Linked DNA regions of Homo sapiens: region 2 is linked to region 1. A link is a contact called in ENCODE Hi-C or POLR2A ChIA-PET data. All regions are on one chromosome and are shown on one strand. The core of a region is the stretch at or near the end of the contact, and the rest is flanking DNA. Distances in the headings are between cores, read along the strand shown.

Region 1 (3,601 bases), core at 342-2,841:
CAATGCCACTGGTCCAAGAACCACATTTTGAATAGCCTGTTTTTAAAAACACCCTTAGAGCCTAAATTAATTGTTCTGGGGTGGGGCTCAGAAATTGAGGATATAATAATATTATTAATAAAATTCCCAAAATGATCACATGAATGTAAAATTCACAAAGCCTCCTTATTCCTAAATATATTAAAAGACGACAGGCAGCTACACTAGACCAGAAAGAAAAGAAAGAAAGAATACACAAGGAGCTCATTAAGATCTCCGGGACAGAAGAAAGAAAGAAAGAAAGAAAGAGGGGGGTGGGGGGGAGGGAGGGAGGGAGGAAGGAAGGAAAGAAAGAAAGAGAAAGAAAGAAAGAAAGAAAGAAAGAAAGAAAGAAAGAAAGAAAGAAAGAAAGAAAGAAAGAGAGAGAGAGAGAGAAGGAGAGAAAGGAAGGAAGGAAGGAGAGAAAGAAAGAAAAGGAGAAAAGGAGAGAAAGGAAGGAAAGAGAGAAAGAAAGGAAGGAAAGAAGGAAGGAGAGAAAGAAAAGAAAGAGAGAAAGAAAAGGAGAGAAGAAGAGAAAGGAAGGAAGGAGAGAAAGGAAGGAGAGAAAGAAAGGGAAGGAAGGAAGGAGAGAAAGAAAAGAAAAGAAAGAAAGGAAAGAAAAGAAAAGAAAGAAAGGCTTAGGTTTTAACTGTTTTTACCATCAGAGTCTATGGTTGTTATAAAATAGTCAAATATTGCAATCTATTCATAATTCTATTGTATTTTAAATTTGCGCTTCTGTTCCCGAAATAAGCTTCACCACTTGCAGCTTAAGCCACAGAAATGCGAACTCAGAAGGGACCGGGAGAGGAGAGAATGTTCTTTCAGCGTTAGAAATTTATCTTGTAAATAGAAGCTGGCAGTGGCCACATGGATTTTTTTTTTTTTTTCAGAGCTAGGGCAGGCAGTTAGTAGACCTCAGTTACAGCGTCAGCTCTGCCACTAACTAGCTAGTTAGACCCAGAGCTGCTCTGAGCCTTAATTTTTTATCCGTTGAAGGAGAGCCTTTGAAAGAAGATAACAGCAATCCAGGCCCCTGACATCCTTTGATTCTTTGATTAAGTCACCAACGTCAAACATGGAAAAACTTGAATGAGCAACTCGCTCAGGATTTCCTGGAAGGCACCCTGACTTGGAGAGTGGTATTATGCAAGTCCCGCAGTACACACGGCACGTCCCGCCCGGGCGGTCCTGCGCAGTCCTCAGCCTCGACCGCCCCCTGCCGGTCCTCCCCGGGACTGACGCCGCCACCCGCCCCCGGGCCGAGCGCGTCTCCGGGGAAACACAGACGCACTCTCAGCTCCCCTGGACCTACGCCGTCGTCCCCCCACCGTCCTTCCACGGGGGCGCAGGAAGGAGTGGGACGGAGCATCGGTGCCTTTTTCATTAGAATAGACACAAAGCCCAATTAATAAAGACCCAGAGAAGAGGAAGGGAAGAACAAGACCCAGGGGTTAGAAGAGAGAAGAACAAGAGCGGATTCTCAGCCATGGGACCGCAGCTTGTGAAAGGGGAGCTTTGTTTATTTATTGTCTAATCTCCTTGCTGCCCTGAGCTCGTGCAGCACGTTCCTTATCGGAATCTTGGGAGCTTGGGAATTTCCACAACAGAATATGTCGAATAGCTTATATTGCTAGCATAATAGAGTACATTTTGACCAGAAAGCTTTTATCCCTTTTCATGTGGTAGTGATTGTTCGGTGCTTCTCTATAGAAAAGTTAAACCATCCTCAATACGGTGAATATTATCTTTCCATTCTTTCACCCAAGGCATAAGAAATTACTATAATTTACCATGGCATAAAGGTAATAAAAGTGGGTAGAAGTCATCTTTCCAACACCTAAACACCTATCTGGAAAAGCTTTTGACCACCAACAGTACTCATTATTTCTGTCTTTGTACCTAATTGATTTAGTCAGAGTATCTGTGGCCATTTAAATACTATGTGATTCTGGTGATAATGGATTGATGGGGCATGTTTCCATTTCACTCACAAATGCTTTCAAATATACTTCTGCCTTATAGCGTATGCAATTATACTTTCTGTTCAGAATCTGTGAAGTTAATGATTCTTCACATTTCCTGGAAAACTTTTATGTTTTTGTTCAGATGAATGAGTAGTTATTTTCTCTAAGTATAAATTTCAGAGCTGTTGCATTTCTACAGCTAAAGCCCATGTAAAACATAGCCAATGAATGGGCATTCATCTGTGTTTCATGGCACATCAAAATGTATTTTAAATGCCTTTTCCTATGGCCACCTCCAGTCTTTTTTGCCTTAATTATGGCATCAAGGTGACTATTAGGAGTTTGCAGTAGCCAGTGATGTGGGGGTAAGGCAGGAGCAATATTCAGGACATGTGTCTGGTCATTAAGAAGTACCCAAATTTCTAGAGACTCAGAGAAGAATAAGAGGAAAATTCCACCACCTCCCTTCTCCTGCCTGCCTTCTCTCTCCCACAGTGACAGCACTGACCTATCAGACAGGGAAAATGGAAGATGCAGGCCTTATGCATAGTAGTGCCTGTCTCCAACCAGGTCCCAAGTCCACCCATGAGTACATTCTTCAAGTGTGCTCTTCTCACTGCCACACACACAGACCCTGGTTCATCATGGCAGACGTTTAAAAATTTGGAGACTAACTTGGTTCTACTTATTCTTAGGTACAAACTCAGTTCCAATGTCCAGCTTTGAACTAGATGGTGAACCACACTATTAGTTTTTCCTGCATCCTGACTCATTCATTGTCTGAAGGTGGGATTTTTTTAATTAAAATTTTATTTTGAGATTAAAATTATTTTGAGATAATTGTAGATTAACATGTAGTTGTAAAAATAGTACAGAGAGATCTCATGCACCTTATACCCAGTTTTCCCCCCCCACCCACCGTGGTAACATTTCAAAAAACTGTAGAACAATATCACAAAGAGGATATTGACACTGGTAGTCAAGATACAAACATTTCCATCATTGCATGGGTCCCTCATGTTGCCCTTTTATAGCCACACCCACTTCCCTCCCAACCCCACCACTTTCTTTACCCCTCGCAATCACCAATCTGTTCTCCATTTCTGTAACTCTGTCATTTTACATGAATGGAATCACACAGTATGTAACCTTTTGGGACTGGCTTTCTTCATTCAGCATAGTTCTCTGGAAATTCATCCAGGCTGTTGCTGAGAAGTATTCCATGGATGTACTACAGTTTAACCATTCATTCCTTGAAGGATATCCTGGTTGTGCGCAATTTGGGGCGATTATAAACAAAGCTGCTGTAACCATTCCTATAAAGGTTTCTGAGTGAACATACGCTTCATTTCTCTAAGACAAATTCCCAGGAGTACAATTCTTGGGTCATATAGTAGTTGCATATTCAGGTTTTAGACAAACCATCAAACTGTTTTACAGAGTGGTTGTACCATTTTACATTCCTACCAGCAATGTATGAATGATCCCTTTTCGTTGAATCCTCACCAACATTTGTTGCTGTCATTAATTTTTTGTTGTAGTCATTATGATAGGAGTGGAGTACTATCTTATTGTGAATTTAATTTTCATTTCCTTAATGACTAGTGATGTTGAAC
Region 2 (3,601 bases), core at 623-3,122, 150 kb before region 1:
CAATCTTGATTCTTCAGAATGTTATCCTAGCACTTCCTTCTATATAAGATCCTCTAGTTCATTGTCAGATTTAAGGAAACTTGTAAAACTGATTCCTTTCTTTTTAGTACAACTGCTGATGATTATGAAGGAGGGAGAGCCAAGGAGTGGGGTACAGCGGCTCCTTGAACCTGGTTTCCTTTTCTTTATCTCCTTTCTACAGTCTTCACCACCACCACTACCCTTTCATATCCACAATATATAAAGAAAAACGTGCTTATTTTAGTTTTTTTTCTGAAATTTTTCCTTTTCCCCTAGGTACTGACTCTCCCATATACACAATTTTCACAATATAAGCAAATTTAAAATGATCATTATCGCTCTAGCAGAGTATTTACTACATAGCCTTACATATCTATAATGCTGCATTAAAAAATCATCCAACGTATGCCTCACAATTGTCAGAGCCAGTCTTCTCTTACTTATACTGAAATTTACTTGATAGCAAATGATGGTTGAATAGAGCAGCTCTTTGGTGTTTACTCAGTACATGCCTAGTGACTTCACAAACCCTCACATTTATAAATTCTAGTGTAGATCATTACTCTATAAAATGATGTCAAATATTATATAACATATACAGTAATATTGTAGCTGACTCCTCCAGAAATGAGAACACATAGGTAACAACAAACTGACTGAGAAATGGATATTGGCCTCCTTGGACTTTAGCCATCACTCTTAGACTCACGTCCAGTGCTTTCCCTTTGTAACCCATGGGTGCGAGAGCTGGAATGCTGCTGACTGCCGTCTGCAGGGTCCTCAGCCCCTAATGCAAATCCCTGCCTTCTATAACAAACACCGCATTTGCTTTCTGGGAAATTTAGTAAAGATGCTTCTCAACTTATGACGGGTTTATTTCCCAATAAACCTATTGTAAATTGAAAATATCATTAATTCAAAAATGCATTTAGTACAGCTAACTTACCAAACACCGTAGCTTAGCCTTCACCTAACCTACTTAAATGTGCTCAGACCATTTACATTAGCCCACAGCTGAGCAAAATGATCTAACACAAAGCCTATTTTGTAATGAAGTGCTGACTAGCTCATGTAATCTGCTGAGTATTGTACCAAAAGTGAAAAACAGAATAATTGTATGGGTACTCAAGGTACAGTTTTTATTAAATGTGTATTGCTTTTGCACCATCGTAAAGTCAAAAAAATCCTACACCAAACCATCATAAATCAGGAACTGTCTGTATAGTGTATGTGCAACATGGAACATCCTGATGCATTCTCTATGCTGTTTCTTCCTACCCTTTCCACCCTCTCCTCCATGCACATCCCTGCTACAACGATCAGCTCATTCCCCACACCCTTCTACAAACATCAGCTCCTAGATTAGGTAGGAGGCGGTGAAGCCTAATGGTTGCAAGCACAGACTCTGAGGTCTGTGTCTCATTGGTGAAGATATTACATTGTGCATGTTCTTAGAAGCTAAAGGGAAGAGTTCCAGGGTAGCAGTTCAGTAAATGCTGTTGTTTATAATGATACTGATGATCATGATATTATAGCATGTGAGTGAATGTTCAAGCTCCATACCAACTGAGCAATGGGTCAGGATTTTCTTCCCTCAAAGTCATATAGGTTATGACTATGAGAGCTTTAGGTAGATCTGAGAGGAGTGGAACCGAGTTGTGACTGTTGTACAGTTTTTCATAGTCCCCATTTGAAAGCTGTTCTTATCTGAGGCCAGCAGACCTTTCCCTGTGGAAAGTGTTATCTACCAAGCATTGGTGCAGATTGGGATTGCACGTGCTGTCCTGCCCACTCTTGACAGATGGCAGGGAGCCCAAGCCGTCCATATGCTGCTCTGTTCTCCGAGAAGACACGGGCACAAAAACAGATTTGGCTGGTGCAACTGTGACCGTGGGTGTCTCTGAAGCAGCGTCCCTGTCCTTGGGCTATTCAGCACCAGACAAGGTTCCAGCAGTTGAATATAGTCTGTGGTGGACAGCAGAGAGCAAATCCAGCCCTCAGATGTTGAGAGGGAAGCCTTATGGATGTCCTTGGGGATATTAATTTGTTTACTTGAGCAAGGGTGACCATAATTCAGTGTCAATCTGCTTCTACACTGTCCTTTTCTGCTGATGGGCATCTTGCTATAGTAGAGTAGGGAATTTTCTCTGTTTTCATTGACTTTTACTTTATAGAAATTCCACAAAAAATTAAAAATAGAACTACCATCTATCTAAGGTCTAAGACTTGTCAGGACTTACTATTCTTTCCTAAAAGCAGTAAGATGTCTTCAGATGACCACAGAGGAAGACTACAGGAAAAGAAAAAAAAAATAAATAAGGTTTCAAAATAAGTTTTCAGAGAGATGACATTCTCCCAAAAAGGAAAACTTGAAATTTTGCATCCAAATGTAACTGATATTTCAGAAATAGCTTGTTCTATGCCAGTATGCTGTTTTCCTTGTTTTAACTTTTCTTCTTCCTTGTGATCATTATTTTTAAGATGCAAAGATTTAATTGATCTTAAAACCCTCCAAGTGCACAAAAGAATTCCCAGGAACAGATCAATCATATCTTATGTTTGGAATTAGGTTCTAAATGCCCTTTTTAAGTTGCAATTAGCAGCTTCCATCTTTGTTCCTTTTTAATCTCCTCAATTACCTTGCTAAGTCATAACTGGGCCCCTCCTTCCATGAGCTGCACTGCAGTGAACTGCCACTTTACCAAGTCACCCACTATTTTAAGTCTGCATGAGGTTCACTTCACAGGGACTTTGACTAAAGCTCAGCTAGTGTGCTTTTGGCATTCTCTTATTTTTATACATAATTGTCACAGCTGAGCTTATTAAACTCAGCTTATGATAAAACTAGTAAAATTCTTATTAAAAGAAGCCATAGTTTCCAGAGCAAGGAAACAAATCACCCAGTTTAAAAATGGGCAAAGGACCTGAATAGACATGCCTCAAAAGAAGACATACAAATGGCAAACAGGCATATAAAAAATGATCAACATCACTAGTCATCAGGGAAATGCAAACTAAAACCACAATGAGATACCACCTCACACCTGTTACAATGGCTATTAACAGCTGAATGTGGTGGCTCATGTTTATAATCCCAGCAGTTTAGGAGGCTGAGACAGGCAGATGGCTTGAGCCCAGGGGCCCAAAACCAGCCTGGGCAACATGGCGAAACCCTGTCTCTACAAAAACACAAAAATTAGCCAGGTGTCATGGCATGCACCTGTAGTTCCAGCTCCTTGGAAGGCAGGAGGATCGCTTGAGTCCAGGAGGTGGAGGTTGCTGTGAGCCAAAACTGCACCATTGCACTCCAGCCTGGGTGACAGAGACCCTGTCTCAAAAAATAATAATAACATGGCTATTATCAAAAGAATGAAAGATAGCAAATACTGGCAAGGGTGTAGAGAAAAGGGAACCCTTGTACACTATTGGTGGGAACATAAAATAGTACAGCTGCTATGGAAAATCATATAGGAGTTCCTCAAAAAATTAAAAACAAAACTACCATCGAATCCAGTAATCCAACTTCCAAAGGATATATCCAACTTCCAAGATATATATTCAAAGGAAATGAAATCAGTAG

Evidence for each region. Hi-C counts contacts between places; a loop is a spot of excess contacts on that map. ChIA-PET counts read pairs that join two places held with the same protein, here RNA polymerase II (POLR2A). Pooled maps may share reads with other maps.
Region 2: a loop to region 1 is called in a map of ascending aorta, with 2.7 times the contacts of the local background. The contact joins two enhancer-like sites. A Hi-C loop is called at or near these places in 1 of 168 maps with a recorded cell type or tissue (ascending aorta) and 6 of 50 pooled maps. POLR2A ChIA-PET finds 5 or more read pairs at or near these places in 1 of 52 experiments (WTC11).

What each region holds. Positions count from the first base shown.
Region 1 is chr18:3,769,146-3,772,746 of GRCh38, reverse strand. All of the region lies in intron 5 of DLGAP1 (DLG associated protein 1), which reads left to right. Among named protein-coding and RNA genes, the nearest start is that of DLGAP1-AS3, 110 kb to the left of the region's middle. RefSeq lists a silencer at 1,121-1,340. Within about 2 kb of position 1,591, at least 16 of the 41 ENCODE cell types and tissues checked have a DNase peak (open chromatin) inside an H3K27ac peak, as active enhancers do.
Region 2 is chr18:3,914,527-3,918,127 of GRCh38, reverse strand. All of the region lies in intron 3 of DLGAP1 (DLG associated protein 1), which reads left to right. Among named protein-coding and RNA genes, the nearest start is that of MIR6718, 31 kb to the right of the region's middle. Within about 2 kb of position 1,872, at least 4 of the 41 ENCODE cell types and tissues checked have a DNase peak (open chromatin) inside an H3K27ac peak, as active enhancers do.